Linked DNA regions of Homo sapiens: region 1 is linked to region 2. Evidence: chromatin loops called from intact Hi-C (ENCODE). Cell type or tissue: GM12878. All regions are shown on one strand. Each heading gives the region's core, and the rest is flanking DNA. Links, peaks and the distances in the headings are about the cores only. Region 1 has its middle 45 kb from the start of MIR2113. Region 2 overlaps LOC101927314 (a long non-coding RNA gene).

The links. Hi-C counts contacts between places; a loop is a spot of excess contacts. Peaks named below come from ENCODE experiments on the same cell type or tissue, not always from the same donor. Only the 100,000 strongest peaks of a DNase experiment are listed, where the experiment ranks them.
Region 1: a loop joins it to region 2, with 4 times the contacts of the local background. A loop is called at or near these places in 4 of 110 quality-filtered maps.

The regions. Positions count from the first base shown.
Region 1 is chr6:97,974,886-97,983,192 of GRCh38, forward strand. No RefSeq gene overlaps it. Among named protein-coding and RNA genes, the nearest start is that of MIR2113, 45 kb to the right of the region's middle. In GM12878, for the core only: a CTCF peak has its summit at 4,313 (motif pointing left); no DNase peak of the experiment used is centred there.
Region 2 is chr6:97,493,413-97,501,719 of GRCh38, forward strand. The region is part of intron 1 of LOC101927314 (a long non-coding RNA gene); the gene reads left to right. Among named protein-coding and RNA genes, the nearest start is that of MMS22L, 210 kb to the left of the region's middle. In GM12878, for the core only: a CTCF peak has its summit at 4,506; a DNase peak (open chromatin) is centred at 4,589.

The DNA.
Region 1 (8,307 bases), core at 2,770-5,269, 480 kb after region 2:
CAAAAAGTGTTTTCAGATGTGTTCTGTAGATACTGCATTTCAGTCTCTGCCACGTGGGAGTGCTTCTAGAGATTTTCATTGTCTTTTCCAGAAGGAAAGCACTAAATGCCACCTTTTTTTCTGCACAGTTGTTATGCTTCTCAGTGTCTAATTCCCAGGAAACTGCAGAAACACCAACAGTATCTGTCCCATGATATAGTTTGGTGGGACAGAATTTATTCTGCCCTTTTGCCATTTTGATAACGGATATAAATATAATATATACGCAGGATTTTAAAATGGTGTAGGAGATGGATACATTTTTATGATTTGACACTATTGACAATGAAGAAATTTTGTTTCTCGGAAATTCATGCAAACTACTGCAGTCTTGAAAGTTCTCAGATTCTAGAGGTCAAATTATCTTATACATTTTAGGTAAAAGGGCTGATTAGGTTGCCCCTGAGGGCTAGTATTCCTGAAAGCAACATTTAGAAGGTTTAAAATTCAAGATGCTTCTTGCAGAAACAACTGAGTTTTCTGAGAGCTTCTTCAGCCTCATGTTATGCAGGTAGAGTGCACTTGAAGAATACCCCTGAACAGATTCTTTCATGGTGGTTTTTTTTTTTTTTTTTTTTTTTTTTTAATACAGTGCCTGTATATATCTGGTAGGATACTCAAAAGACACTCCTTTTAAGTATGTCATTTAAATTTGATAAAACTACACAAAGAGATTGGTCTCAGGACTGTATTGATGTACATAGTATTTTTGTTATATAACTAGTACTATGTCCATATTAAAGTAATAGAACAGAGATGGCAGAAACAGAAAGGGAATTTAATGCATAAGCTCTGTACCTTGTTAACTTCACGTATAAATTGAAACTCTGTAGTGTCCTGAAAAGTCTCAGATGCAAATTCAAATTTAATAACTGAATTTTCCCCCAGGCCCTGTTAATTTCACAAGGAAAAATTGCAGCATACATTAGACAACTGTATACACACAGTGACAATTTTTACAAGTCTATGAGCAATTCCGTTCTTATTGTAATTTAAACAACCTATTAATTAGCTAATGAAAGTATATTATTGACAATGGATTCTATCTCCTGTAATCAGACTCAAACTGGAAGTGTCTCAAGGGAGAGTGAGGCATGGAGGAAGAATTCAAAGAGTGTTTCAGGTTAGTAACAGTCAGAGGTGATTTTTAAGTGTTTACTGCACCTCCTTCTAACACATACACACAAAGTACTTATCAGAATGGTTACCCATCTAGTCAGACTGGCTGCCAACAAGTCTCAGTACATTTGGCTCATTATTGGTTCTGCTATCAATGGGTATCTCTTCCTCAAAAGAAAAACTTAAGTAAATAGCATTTAAATATTATCAGAAGATAGGAAGGGAAAAGTTTATTTTCACATCAAATCATGCACAGTTTCTGGATGCTGACATCTACTCTTTATTACATCAGACATCCAGTGGTAAAGGTTTCATCCAATGGGTCTATTCATCATCGTCCTTTGGTGAAAGTGTTTCTGTAATCCTCATTGTAGGCTGCTCTTAACAGACCTTTCATCGCCCTCTATGTTTGGCCCATCGATTGCCTAGTCTAGTACCATGCCATAGTCTATAAAACTCTTTAGAAATGATTTTTTTGACAAAGAGAAGTATGGGAATTTCACTCCAAATGTGGTTGGGTAATACAGTGCAAGGTCCTATAGCAATAAAAAGTCAGTTGGTTTCAGATTGTCTTACAGAATCTAACCCAGAGTAAGTGATTAGTTTGTTGAATGGAGGCATCATCTGTGGAAAACCAGAGTGTGCTAGACAGCCTTTGATTCTTTTCTAAGAGAAACTCACTATTTAAGATGTTTTCTTTAAGACTTCGTTGACTAGACTAGAAACACGTATGCCTCACTACTCAGGGCAAATTCTTTCTAGCCTAAGTGTCTTGCCACCTCTCCTTAGAAGTGGGTGGATTGCTCTTTCCAAATCTTTGCTTTTGATATAAGAAGCAATGGAGATAAGAAATCAAAAATAAACATTAGAAATATACCTAAATGTAAAACAAAAACTAAATACCCAAATAAGAGACAAAAGCTCCCTCAGCTATGAGATATGACTCTATTTTCTGGAGCTTACAAGAGAACTAGTTTCATTTAGCATTTCAGTATGTTTATTCACTTTTAAAAATTATGTCATCTTGCAGAGAATTTGTGTGATAATGTCTGTTTTAACATCATGCAACCGTTAGTTCACAGTTCACAAAATTTCTAGAATAGAGATCAGTAATTTTTGTCTGTAAAGAGCCAGGTAGAATATCTTTTGAGCATTGTGGGACAGAGAGTATTTGTGGCAACTACTGAGTATTGCCTTTGTAGTCTAAGAGTAGCCAATATGAAAAAGAATGACAATATGCAAAAGAATGGGTGTAGCTGTGTTCCAATAAACTATACTTTATAAACACAGACTGTAGGCCAGATTTATTTTGGACGTCATTGTTTGCAGACCCAGAATCTAGAATGTGACATGAAGTCTGGCCTTAGAGACAGAATTCACTATCCTTTGCCTGCTAAATTTCAGCCAGAAATAATGCTCCCTTTCTGGAATTCACTTCTGAAATGAATATATAAACAAAATTCAGTGACACAAAGTGATGTTGTTTTCTTACATTCCAACCTGACAGCTCCCATGGGTGGAAGGGGGAAAGGGAAATTTATTATTGTTTTAATATTTAGCTTCTTCATAATATTATATAAGAAACACATTTATGGTATAAAGTGGTGTGGTTAACTAGGAAGACAAGCATGTAATTGTCATACTGAAATGCGCAGAAGTAGCTAGATATTTTTTATTTAGTAGTTACACCCATTAAGTAAATCAGTGGTGTAGGACAGATGCAGCATTGGATCGATCCCACTCCAGTAGAATAAAAGGGATTTTTTAACCTGTACATTACACAGTGTCACATTAAATGAAGTTATTGCTACATCAGGTGACACAGAAGAAACTGATATTACATGACCTGATGCAAATTCAAATGGAAAATTTGGAGCATACAAATGGATTAAACACCCTTGAAAATCAGGTAGAGTACAATTCCAGAGGATTTCAGGTCATTCAGAAATGCTATTACCTCCCAGCTAAGAAATGTCGACTGTTTTGTTAGTGATCACACTGAAGCATGAAATTGGGGAGGAAGACTGTTAATGGGTCAGTTAAGGTAAGAATTCCGAAATATTATTTTAAGGTGGAATGTTGTGACAAATATGTGGCAAAATGTAAAATTACCTCTCAGAAAAATCTGTGTTTATTTTCAGTCACTGTTTATAGTATGGAAAATGTATTTTGACTGGAAAATCCCACTTGAAAAGTTCTTACCCTAAAAAACTCACAGACCTTATCAGAGTAAGTCTATCACTGTCCTTACACACTACCACTTTCTTCTTGGAAAACAACTTATATACCATATAAAATGTATACTTTTTTTTCTAAAAATAGCATTTTATAGTGCTTTAGAAAGAGGTTTTCTTTTTCCTTTATATTATAAAACTACTTATGAACATATAATAGAGGGATGAGTTAACAAATGTGTTAAAGCTGGAGTTTGCAAACACAAGTTAGCCAATAAAGGTTTCCTATCTGGTAAACTCTACTGATGAAAAAGTCTTAACTGTAATAGATAGTTGCCAATCAGATGAATTAAACTTTAAAAAAATATAGGTTTTAAATACATAATGTCAGATTACTTAACTGAAACTACTTTCTTTAATTTCCTTTAAGAAAAGAATTGCTTGATTTTTCTCCTCTCTTCAGTTTTGTGTGTGTGTGCGTGTGTGTGTGTAAATCAAGGAATTATTCGATTTTTAAAATGAAGCCAATAATAATTGAAGATTTATTAGTTGGTGCATGTTATATTGATACGGGAATGCTGGCAAGGGAAGAGCATGGTTCCTTTAAATGATACGGAATCGGGGAAGGGAAGTTCTGGAGAGAAAGGTGGGTCCCTGGCTAGGGCTCCACCCCCAGGGACCTAGGTGAGCACAGGCATTTCCTGCCCAAATGTATTTCCCAAGACCACCCGGACCTGCCACGCCCTCATCAGGGGCCTATAAAAACGCGAGACGCTGGTGTGCAGACACACAGGTGGCCATACCTCCAGAGAAGTACTTCAGCGGTAGAAGACTCAAGCGGCTGGTCCTCCAGAGGACCTCGAGAGGAGCATGTTGGCAGAAAAACACACCGACAGACATCTGCACGCCTGCAGGCCATTGATTGAGGGGACTAGGCGGAGTTTGGCCGGGGCTGTTGGAGGAGAGCCGGGGCCACCTAGCGGCCCAATTCCAGGGGAAAATCGTCTGCCTCTGGCTCCTCCATCAGCTGAGAGCTACTTCCACTCAATAAAACTTTGTACTCTTTCTCCAGTCCCGCATGTGATCCGATTCTTCCGGTACACCAAGGCAAGAACCCGGGATACAGAAAGCCCTCTGTCCTTGCGACAAGGTAGAGGTTCTAATTGAGCGGACTTACACAAGACACCTATAGACGGCAAATTAAAAGAGCACCCTGTAACACACGCCCACTGGGGCTTCAGGAGCTGTAAACGTTCACCCCTAGACACTGCCGTGGAGTCAAGAGCCCCACAGCCTGCCCATCTGTATGCTCCCCTAGAAGTTTGAGCAGCGGGGCACTGAAGAAGCAAGCCACACCCACATCGCACGCCCTGCGAGGGGGATGACGGAACCTTTCCCGTTTCAATATGACCATAGGTATTTAAATGGTTTTTAATAAAAGATATTTACTGTGGGAAATTAGAACCATCCAGATCTTTAAACGTAATGCATAGGAAATAGATGGTGAAAATATTGGTAGAAAGTTATAAAATCTTTACTACTAAAATTTAAATGATTTATTTTAAGAAATGCATTTAACAACAGATTATATGGCTGCTTTCTTCATTTACTACATTTGTAGCACTTATTACCTGTGCTTTGTGTTATCAGTAGTAAGTGGCCATACTTTTCACTTTGAGGGCACAGAGTGTTTTTTCACCTTTTTAATCCTAACTACTGCCCATTCATCTAAACACCAAAGTCTCTTGGCCAGTGTCCTTTCAGACGTCATAGATGCAAAATAAATGTATTTTTGAATGAGTGAATGTAGTAAAGGAGGCATACCTGTGTATAATGCTCTCTCCAGAGATGATACCATGAAATTACTTTCTAAGGGGTACTTTTAGGTCTTTAATAATCAAATTCATTAACCTGCTAAGTAACACTACTCTAAAATAATGTAATCAGTGAGCCAGTTTAGCATACTTTAAATTTGTGCATAAAAACAATTATGGAATATCCCCATTTTTAATTCTTAATATACTTAAATAATTGGTTCTTTAGTTTTCACATTTATGTATTTCTTAGCTTGTTTAATACCGTATTTTTAAAATTTTTCTGTGCTATAATTCTTACATAAATTTCTTTTAAAAGCACATTATTAACAATTGCTACGACTTTGAAATGCATTTTTTTTGAAATGGGTATCTGTTATTCAAAATAATAGTTGAAATATAGAGAGCCTTTATATTTCAAAATATTAACCTTTCACTGAATTGATTAAAAGCATATAATATGACTTTGAAGTATTTTGAAAACCTTGCTGCAGAAAATCAATTGAATTATTTTTTTGTTTGGTAATGTAAAACAGTTGCTTCAGTTTTCAAATACCAAGATTATCCTGTGCACTCTGCCAATGAATAGATTGAGTAGAAAACATAGGCTGTAGAGAGGAATCATTAATAAGAAAGAATCAAAAACAAAGGAAAGTAAGTGGGTTAATTACGGTAAATATGATTTAAGCATCTGTTTAGGCTATCAGGGAATACAAAAGGGAATTTGAGAGATATTAAAATTTAAACCCAAACTAACAAAATGCAAATAAGGACAGAATTTTTTTCACAGCATAATGAGCATTTATTAAATATTATTTTTATTTAAATGCAGAGAGATGGGCAGTAAGTAGCATTTACGTTTTTTTCTTTTTCTTTTTTTAAGATAAAATGAATTATCTTACCTAAACCCCTTATCGTGTCAGCTGCCACAATATCAAGCCACAAAAATGTGATCATAAAACCAAGGCACACAAGTTTAAAAACACAAGGTTGGAAAAAGTATTCAGGGCACAACATGAAGCATTTTCAGTATGTCTGTTCTACATTTTTAAGTATCATATTGCAGGAAATTTTTTTACGTTTTGCTCAATGTTATAAAATTATTTATAGTCATAGTATTTATGATGAGAGATTTTAACCTTTGAAATTTCTACTCTTTAATTGGATTTAACATTTTCTTTGTGGTCAATTATCTGATTGATTTTCTTTTGTGTTCCATGGATGTATTAATATTTCATGGGCATTCTTTTAATCTATTTAAATCATTTTATTTATTATATAATAAATTTATTCTGGGTACTTAAAATTTTTAAATTGATCTGCTTGATTCTCAAACATAGTCTTCCTAAGGAGCATATCTGATACTTCCTGCTCCCTGTAGAATTCTTGGGTGGCTTCAAACTACCAACAGAATAAAATCTAAATTTTCTTTCATGACAGAAAAAGGCCCCTTATCTCCCTCATTTCTTTCAGCTTTCCATTGTGCACCCATATCTAACATATTATCAGCTGATCCATAGTGAAAAATCCTATGTTTCCCAAATTTGGTCTGCTCCATCACACTGCTGGTGTTCCTTCACACCACTGTATCTTTGTACATTTTCCCTTTACCTGTAAGTATTTTCCCTAAGTACATCTGGCTAAATTAGAGTCATAATTCAAAATTCATTTTATTAATAATCTCTGGTACTTCTCCAATGTTTTTACTTTATTTCAATTGACAAACATTGTATATATTTATTATGTACAAAATATTTTGAAATATATATATTTGTGGAATGGCTAAATTGAGCTAATTAACATATACATTACCTCACAGGTTTATCATTTTTTGGTAATAAGAACATTTAAAATTGACTCTGTTAGCAATTTGTAAGAATGCAATACATTGTTATTAACCATGTTGCACAATAGATTTCTTGAACTTACTCCTCCGATCTACTTGAAATTTGGATGGATGGTATCCTTTTACCATCATCTCCCTAGCCCACCCTTCTTCTCTCCTCCTGGCCCCATGTAACCACCATTCTGCTCTCTGCTTCTATGTGTTTGACTGTTTTAGATTCAACATATCAGTGAAATCATACAGTATTTGTCCTTCTATGCCTGGCTTATTTCACTTAATATAATGTCCTCCAGGCTCACCCATGTTGTTTCAAATGACAGGATTTTCTTTTTTTATAAGGTTGAATAGTATTCCATTGTGTGTGTGTGTGTGTGTATAATACAATGTGATATATATATATATATATATATAAAATACAATGTGATTATATATCACATCTTCTTTATCTGTTTGATAGATGTGAAAAGATATATCACATCTTTATCTATCTATCTGTGTATAAATATCACATTATCTGTTCATCCATTGCTGGACACTTAGGTTGATTTCATATCTTGGCTATTGTGAATAATGCTGCAATAAACAAAGGAGTGCAGATACCTCTTCAACATGCTGAGCTCATTTCCTTTGGATATATACCAATCACTGGGGTTGCTGGATTGTATGTCAGTTCTACTTTTCATTTGCTGAGGAACCTCCACACAGTTTTCCATAATGACTATACTAATTTAAATTTCCACCAATACTGTGTAAGAGTTCCCTTTTCTCCATATCCTCACCAACACTTATCTTTTGTCTTTCTGACAACAGCCATTCTAACTTGCATCTATTGGATGACTATTGATATTGAGCATTTTTTCCCATATACTTGTTGTCCATTTGTATGTCTTCTTTTGAGAAATGTATATTCAGATCCTTTGCCATTTTTAAAATTGTGTTATTTGTTTTCTTGCTAGTGAGTTAAATTTTTTTATATATTTTGGATAGCAACAACTTATCAAATGTATAGTTTGCAAATATTTTACCCCATTCCGTAAGTTGTCTCTTCACTCCTGTTTCCTTGGCTGAACAGGGACTTTTTAGTTTGATGCAATCCCATTTATCAATTTTTACTATTGTTGCTGTGCTTTCAGGTTCACATATCCAAAAAAATCGTTACCTAGAACAATGCCATTGAGATTTCTTTCTCTTAGTTTTTCAGCTTCAGGTCTTATGTTTAAGTCTTTAATTCATTCTGAGTTGGTTTTCTATAAAGAGTCTAATTTCATTATTCTGATTGTGGATATTCATTAGTTTCAACACCATTTATTGAAGA
Region 2 (8,307 bases), core at 3,503-6,002:
TTTGTTGTTAGGAATAACAAGGCACCTTATATTCCATGCCACCATCACTTCTTTATGATTCATTTGGACAGCTCTACCTACAGAAAAGCCTGGTTATCCTGAAAGTACATGCAATCCCAAAGATAGAACTTTAAAGAGAATAGATATGTGAATAATACATTGCAAATGAAGGTCAACTCCTAAATATCCAAATAGATTTTAATTCTGCTCAAGACAGATCAATAAAGCCAAATTTGATGATTTCAGGTATAGCTGATTTAGAGCTATTACCTTAAAACCAACTTGCTATTTCCTGTACCAATGAAAGATTGCATGACTTTTACAGTAAATGTTACTTAAAGAAAAAATTGCCCTTATAGTTCTTGGCCAAATATCTGGGGTCAGATGGAAAACCTTTGGAAGCTTAGCAATTTTGGCAGTTCCCCAGAGTTTAGTAGTATTAATGTTTTAGTTTCCTAATAACATTTTAAATTTCTTTAAATTCTCAAATAGATTATGTCATTTGAAAATATAGAATAATGTCAAAAAAGGAATATAATAACCTTGAGATTTTTAAATATTGATTTTGGAAGCTCTTCACACTTATATAATTTAATATAGTAATTGGTTGATTTGGGTTTTCTTTCCATTGTATTTAAATTCTTACAGGAATATTTTAACATAATAGGTTGCCAGCAGGAGCTTAAGTAGTAAAAATAAAGAATGGATGCCATTATAATAATTTTTGAGAAAATTTTCTCTATTTCTGTACTCAATAACTATTTATTTGTGCATTTATAGTTATATTCATCCCTGTGTCTTTACCTAGATTTGTTTACGGACTTCATACTCAAGTATAACTGGCTGCTGATACATTTTCACGGAAAGATCACCCTTGAGGCACTTCAAGCCCAACAGCTCCAAAATCAAATTTGTTATTTTTATACTTCGATTTTTCTTCCAAGTTCCTTAATTTGGTCAATGGTATCACCATCCATTATTTATTCAAACAAGAAACCTTTTAGTTATATTTAAATTTTCTTTTTCACCTTCCATATCCAATTAGTTACCAATTTTGATCCTGCTCTTTAATTTCTGAAATAATCTTTTTTTTTTTTTGCCATCTCCTTGTAACTGTTACTATAGCTTTCAAATTGGTCTCCTAGCCTATTCTCATTCCAAACTCACCCACTGAACCTGTCTTCTATTCTATCTTAGCCTAGGTCTTCCCCCAGAACAGATCCTGAGACAGGGCTCTCATGCTGGTTGCTTACTTTGGGAGGTGATCCTAAGGAACAAGAATGAGCTGCTGAGAAAAGTGAAACAAGCAAGGAGAGAGCAATGATCTGGATGCCTTATCAAGCTGGGTCCACCGGGGCAATTAGCACCCTGTCTTACTAAAGACTCCTGATGAGCTCTGTAGAATCTACCTCAGAATTGTACATCCGGGGGATGAAAACAGGGAGCATTTATCTACTAGCTTCCATTCTCCACTGTTCTAGAGTTTCTTAAAGGTGTTAACTCACATATTTTCAGGTTTAGTTGAACAGATGCCCACATGGGATTACACCAGAGAAATTCAACTGCAGAAAGCAAGATAGCAGGGCTAACTGCATGGGTGTTGATCTATGCCCTCACAGGCACCCACACTTTGAAGGTCCTAATGCTTGTTGCTCTTACTGTTTCAAAATTCATAATTATTTATGAACAAAAGAACTTGTGTTTTAATTTTCCACTGGACCCCTGCAAATTATGTAGCTGGCTTTGCCGGAGGCACAGAGTGGCCCTGAGGTGAGGGGCTTCCTGAAAGCAGTTGTCTCCCATATCAAAAGTTGCAGTAAAACAGTGAGCCAAGATAATGTGAAGTAAGACTTAAGAGGTATCCAGGACACATCCTGTGTCTTGCATCTATATCTGCGTGTCTGTGTTTCAAGACATGTGAGTCTGGGGCCTCTCTGCTTAGGGCAGTCCTTGAGGGCAACCATGTAGGCCATGATTCAGGCCTGGTGTGCTGGTTCCTCAGATTAAATGTGAGCGTGAGGTTATAAGCATTTCTGAATAAGCCTTCTCCTGTCTTCTCTGCACCTCCCTCCACCCCCAATTTTGAATTGAGGGGCTTATCCCTAAAATCAGCTGGGAAGATACTCCACCAACGTGGGGGAAGCACATATGGACGGGTAGGCCAGGAAGAACACCACTTTTGTTTGCCTGTTTCTTTTCTTAATGTGGTGATTGCTGTTCCAACCCAGAGCTTCGAGGAAGGAAGGGAAGCACATCCACAAAAAATGATTTAAGTAATTTACCGATATGTATGTCTTTTCTATAACATGTTTTTGCTATCTCTTATGTACCACTAAGGAATCTAAAGAAAAAGGTACAATTTGGGTGTATAATCTGAAATGCGCTATATTCAACTTGCTATTATATTTTTACTGGACAAATACTTTTGTCAGCTTTTAAATATCAAGGATCTGGGAGTGTTCTGATTGGTTCTAAGGTAAACTTTTGTTTTTGAGAAACAACAGAAGAAAAGGCTAGAAGCACAAAGTGAAAAGAATACATTTTATGAAAGAATAAAAAACACTGAAGTACTCCTATAAGATGTAGAAAATAGTCTCAAAAGGGCAGATCTAAGCATTATTGGCCTTAGGTAACAAATGCTTGTGAGGATGTGGTGAAAGGGAACTCTTGTACACTGTTGATGGGAATGTAAATTAGTACAACCACTATGGAGGACAGCTTGGAGCTTCCTCAAAAAACTAAAAATTGAGCTTCCATATGATTCAGCAGTTCCACTGCTGGGTATATACACAAAAGAAATGAAATCAGTTTGAAGAGAATCTGCACTCCCTATGTTTGTTGCAGTACTGGTTACAATAGCTGAGATTTAGAAGCAACCTAAGTGTCCATCAACCAAGGAATGGATACAGAAAATGTGGTACATATACACAATGGAGTACTATTCAGTCATAAAAAGAACGAGATCCAGTCATCATTATGTTAAGTGAAATTAGCAAGTCACTGAAAGACAAACATCTCATGTTCTCCCTTATTTGTGGGATCTTAAAAACAAAAAAATTGAACTCATGGACATAGAGAGTAGAAGGATGGTTAGTAGAGACTGGGAGGGTAGCGGGGACCCAGGGGCAGGTAGAGATGGTTAATGGGTACAAATAAAATAGTAGGAATAGAAGGAATGTAAAATAGTAGGAATAGAGGTAACAGTAGAAATAGAAGGAATGATTAAGACCTACTATTTGCTAGCACAATAGGATGACTATAGTCAATAATAACTTAATTGTACATTTTAAAATAAAGAGTGTAATTGGATTGTTTGTAACTCAGAAGATAGATGTTCAAGGGGATGGATACCCCATTCTCCATGATGTGCTTATTTCACGTTGCATTCCTGTATCAAAACATCTCATGTACCCCAAAATATATAGACCTACTATATATTCACAAATTTAAAAAATAGGAAAAAAATTTGAAATAATACATTTCATTTTTTTTCTTAGGTGACAATTGCCCCACAAGTTAAGGCATTGTCAAATAGTGTTTTTTATGGCTCAAAATCTGTAATGCAACACAGGGAGGGTTTCTAAGCTCTTCAATCAGAATTATCTAGCAAGCTAAATATGAATATGAACCCAGCCCAATATTTTGCTCATTGAATTGACAGTACTAGTTTTGGAATTTCAGTTGTAATTGAACTCTGAAGATAATCATTATCAATTTCTTTTCTCCCCACTCTACCCCCTTTTTCTTAGTATGAAACTATGAAGAAATGGGGATGACAAATGATAATTGTTTAGGACTATTTTTTTAATAGTCAAAAAAATAAATAAAACTATGTACATTTCATTGGATTATGGAAACAGTTACTGTTTAAGTGTTTCTTTTGTGAGTGTCTCTAGTTTACATGTATTCAATTTACAAGTAAATCATTGTGAAAAGAAAGTTGAAAGGATTTAATAAGATTTTGTTCATGTTAACATGTACAAATAATGTGTTTATATGCATATGCAGGGTACAAATGCATATGTTTATATGTGTATAAACACATAAATAAAAACAGGAATGATTCAAGCACAGGAATATGAAAGGCTATTATTGTTTTTGGGTGGTGTTTCTTCTCCAAAGAGGCAAATAGCTACATTCCACTGAACACCTGATTTTTCTTTGTGTCATTGTTGTAAATTAACTTGTTGTGATGATCTACATAAAAACTGATGACAAATTATTTTTGAAAAATGTGGACACATTCATCATGATCAGTTGTGATCAGCTGGAGTGAAGATATTCTTTGAAAATGAGGTGTTTTAAATTAAGATGCTTAAAAAGTACAAATAACAAAAGCCAACTGAGCAAAACCTCCAGCTTTTCAGACTTGGTATGTGAATGTGTCCATTTTTAATGAGGAAAATGAGGTCAGCATCAGTTGGGAACTTTCAGGAGAACACAGTGTACTGTACCAATTAGTGAGTCTTCTCAGGAGGCCGCAGTGACACAATTCTTTATCCTGCTGCCAGGTGGCGCTGTGCAGTAGTAGGTACAGTCTTGCACACTGCATAAAATGTCTGCTCCTGACATGGCAGTTTAATTGTATTACTAACCTGGTAACTGATTCTACTGGAAGTGTGAAAATAAACTTATTTTCCAAAGTTCCAAAATTCCAAATCATCTCTGTATAACTCTAGTTTAATCGGTCTAAATCCTCACTTTCGGTGGCAAGCTTCTGTGCTAGTGAATAAATCTTAAAAGACTAGATAAAAGACTCATGGTTTCCAAAAGCACTGTCTTTCATTATAACTGGTGCTTATGCCTTATAAACCCTCTGCTTTGAATTTAAATAAAGCAGTATTAAAATAAAACTCTTTTGTTGCAATAGAATGCTTTTTACTTTGGAAGAGTTAGACCAGAAGGAATTTAAAGGCAATGAATAGAAGAAATATCTTATAGCATTAGTTTAACATGTGTAAGCACACACTTTAATTTTTTTTAAGAAAAGACTTCTATTTAATTTTTTTTTCAAAAAATCTATTTTTGCCCATTTATTCCCCCAAGGATAGTTACAATCATTCTTAAAATGGTCAACTTTCTGTTTTTTTTTTTCTTTTGACGTGATGTAATTTGGTTCTTTTTCTTTGTTATGATAATGACCTGACTTCAAAATTACTCTTAAATCAATCTTCAGATAGGAAGTTCCCCAGCCCAATGCAGTTGGCATATATTAGATCCAAAATTATTTTAAATGTTTGATTTATTTGATTGCCATTACAAATTTAAATCCCCAAATTGTGTAAATGTATAAGGCAAATGTGCTCTTTGAGTGTGAAACACCTATCAGAAATATGATGTTTTGGGTTTTTAAGAGATGACATTTAAAAAATGTGAACGTTTTTGCAATCTATGTGAAACAGGACAGTTTTTCCTGTTGTCAACCGTATCTTTTCATGTTACAGAGTCATCTAGGCATTACAATGGTTAACAAAACAGGTGAATTTATAGATGTATCTTGATTGTATTGGTATTTATAAAGTCCCACGGTTTATAGAAAAAATTTCCAGAGAGAGGGGGCCATATTTAGCTGTAATTATTAAGTTTTTCATGCAAAATTTATTATGGCACTATGAGGAACTCGGAGTAGTATGAATGTGTGAATCAGTTTCATAGTGTTTGAAAGGAGAAATATTTTTATTGAATGTTAATTGGTGGGGACATATTTCTTAGAGTGGTTCTTATTGAATATCCATAATATGGTGGGGGTAGTTGAAATCAACTACCAGTTGGGCAAGAGTTGTGGCTTCAAGGAGATTTTACTTTAATTGATGACAGAAAATTCTATTTTGAAGGGAGTGTCATAGAAATAAAAGATGCTTATTAAAGAGTTACTGGGAGCAGTATAAATATTTTACAATAAAATGGAAGCTTAGCAAAGTACTGACATATCCCTATAATATGCTACTTTAACATCATGTTTTTAAGAATATATAATGGTATGGATAAATGCTCACCATTTATAATTGCAAAAAAAAGGTAGGCTATAAAAGGGCATATAATCTTTCTCCCTAACAACACACACATACGATAAACCCAATTTCATATTAAATAACAATAAAATATACATTAAAAAGATTTAAATATTTTCATCAAAATGTTAAAAGCAATTTTTTTTCTGGGTAGTAGGATTTTGAATGACTTTTTTTCTTCACATTTTGTGCTCTGGAAAATTTTCTTCACTACATGTATTATTTTTAAGTTATGAAAAATGCATTTTCTTTTTAAAAAGTAACAAAAATTATAGTATTATGTTCAGAAGTGCAAGATTTTGCACTTTTGCAACAGTTTGCAACATGCAAACATTTTATTGTCAATATATTTTATGAAACTGATAAAAAAATCTGGTTCTTTGCAATGCTGATATGTAATCTCCTCATTACCCTGAACCTGGGCTAAATTTTTACTCTGCGATATCTAACGGGCACTATTTTATATATTCATACCTTTTTAAAGATCTTTAGTTGCAATACATTTTGGATGTCTTGATAAGTAAATTTCTTTTATGTAGTTTTAAACACAAGCTTAATTTTGCCTTTCCACTGATTCATAATATATAGGCGAGGAGAGACAAAAAGTGGCATGAATAAATGTGCCTAAGGAAATCCTATTAAATGCTGGTTTCTAGGCTTCATTTTGTACTAATTGGCATCATTTTTCGAGCACTCACTGTGTGCCTGGCATTGTGCTAAGAGCATTTTAAAATACTTTATTTCATTCCCATGTTAACTCATGTTTGAGTTCATATTGTTCATATTGTTATTTCTATTTTATAGGCAAGTAATTGGGTCTTGGAAAGCTAATGGTTTACCAGAGGTCACAGAATCTGAGACTCTTTTTAGACTTAAAAATCTATGCTTTCTAATTGTAAATTAATCAGTTGTTTTACCACATAAATTACTTTCTAGGATTTAATTATTTTCTCATATTTAAAGTATAGGACTTGGATGAGGTTGCGGGGGTAAGAGGGTGGTGCTAAAACTCTTCCTAATAAGAGCTACTTTAAATTTTTCCAAAATTTTATGTTTGTATTTGGGGCTAAACCAAGTGTACTGATTAACAAGTTGTTGAGAGTGAAAAAAGCTTGGAAATTGAACAGATAGGTATACTTTTTACATTGTTAGTAGATAGGAAGTGACTGTCTAAGATCTCTGGATCCTCTAGGGAACTTTCAGACAATACTAGTTAGTGATTCTCATGTACCTTTTACTGGCCAAAATATATGTTAGTTAGCCTTCTGTTTTTTTAAAAAATGTTTGAGGTCTGTTTTAAAGAGTGTCTGTAAGAAGGATATAGCAGTAATAAGAGGGATTAGTTACAAGTAGGTAAGGGCAGAATTATTTATTTGTTACAAAAAGTCCAATAACGTTTAAAGGCAATGATTGTCAGGTTAGAAAACAATTCATCATAGTGAAAAAAGTAATGCAATGAAAGGAGAAATAATAGAATCTCATAATGGGAGAATAGACTCTATATTTGAAAATATTTTGCTGAGAGCACCCTGATACCAGGAACAGATGAAGTGAGTGACCTCACAGGGCTTTTCTAATTTCTGTGATTCCGTAACGGAGCACTCTGAAGGTACCTTGCTTATGACATTTCTGGATTTACATTTTACCACATAATGAACTGCTGAATGATTTTGGTTGAAACAGTTTCCATATTATTGGACGAGTCACCTCATTATTGAATGGAACAACTTCACAAAGATTAAAACTGGAACTTGACTATAATGATTTTCTAAGTTCATTTTATAATCAGTGATGCAATGCTTCATATTCATATTCATAAATATAAAAGGTTTTGGGGACTCTACATGTCAATATCATATGCCATTAAACTTATGCAATTTATTTTTATAAAATACAAAAAATGACCAGAATGATATGGAAACTATAGAGTGCATATTTCCTTTTTATTAGTACTTTTTTCCTCCCATCTCATACAGCGCCCAATTTAGGGCAAAGACAAAACGAAAGTGTATCTTGAATATGCATCACAGGTTCCAAAAATGAAAAGAAATTGGATTTGGATAGCACTTACTCAATAGACAGATATGATACATGGTAAGAAGGTGCACTGTCTGCCCTGTGATAGATTAAACTACTTTGTAGGAAAATTACTGTGAGCCAGTCACCACCACCACCGTGGCTAAATCTTTAATAAAATTCTCTTCCATATTCAGGAGTGAGGTATGAAGTACACAATAAGCAAAGTGAAGTAGAGTGCCATTTATCAAACACCGACCAGGTCTGTAATCTTCTGCTT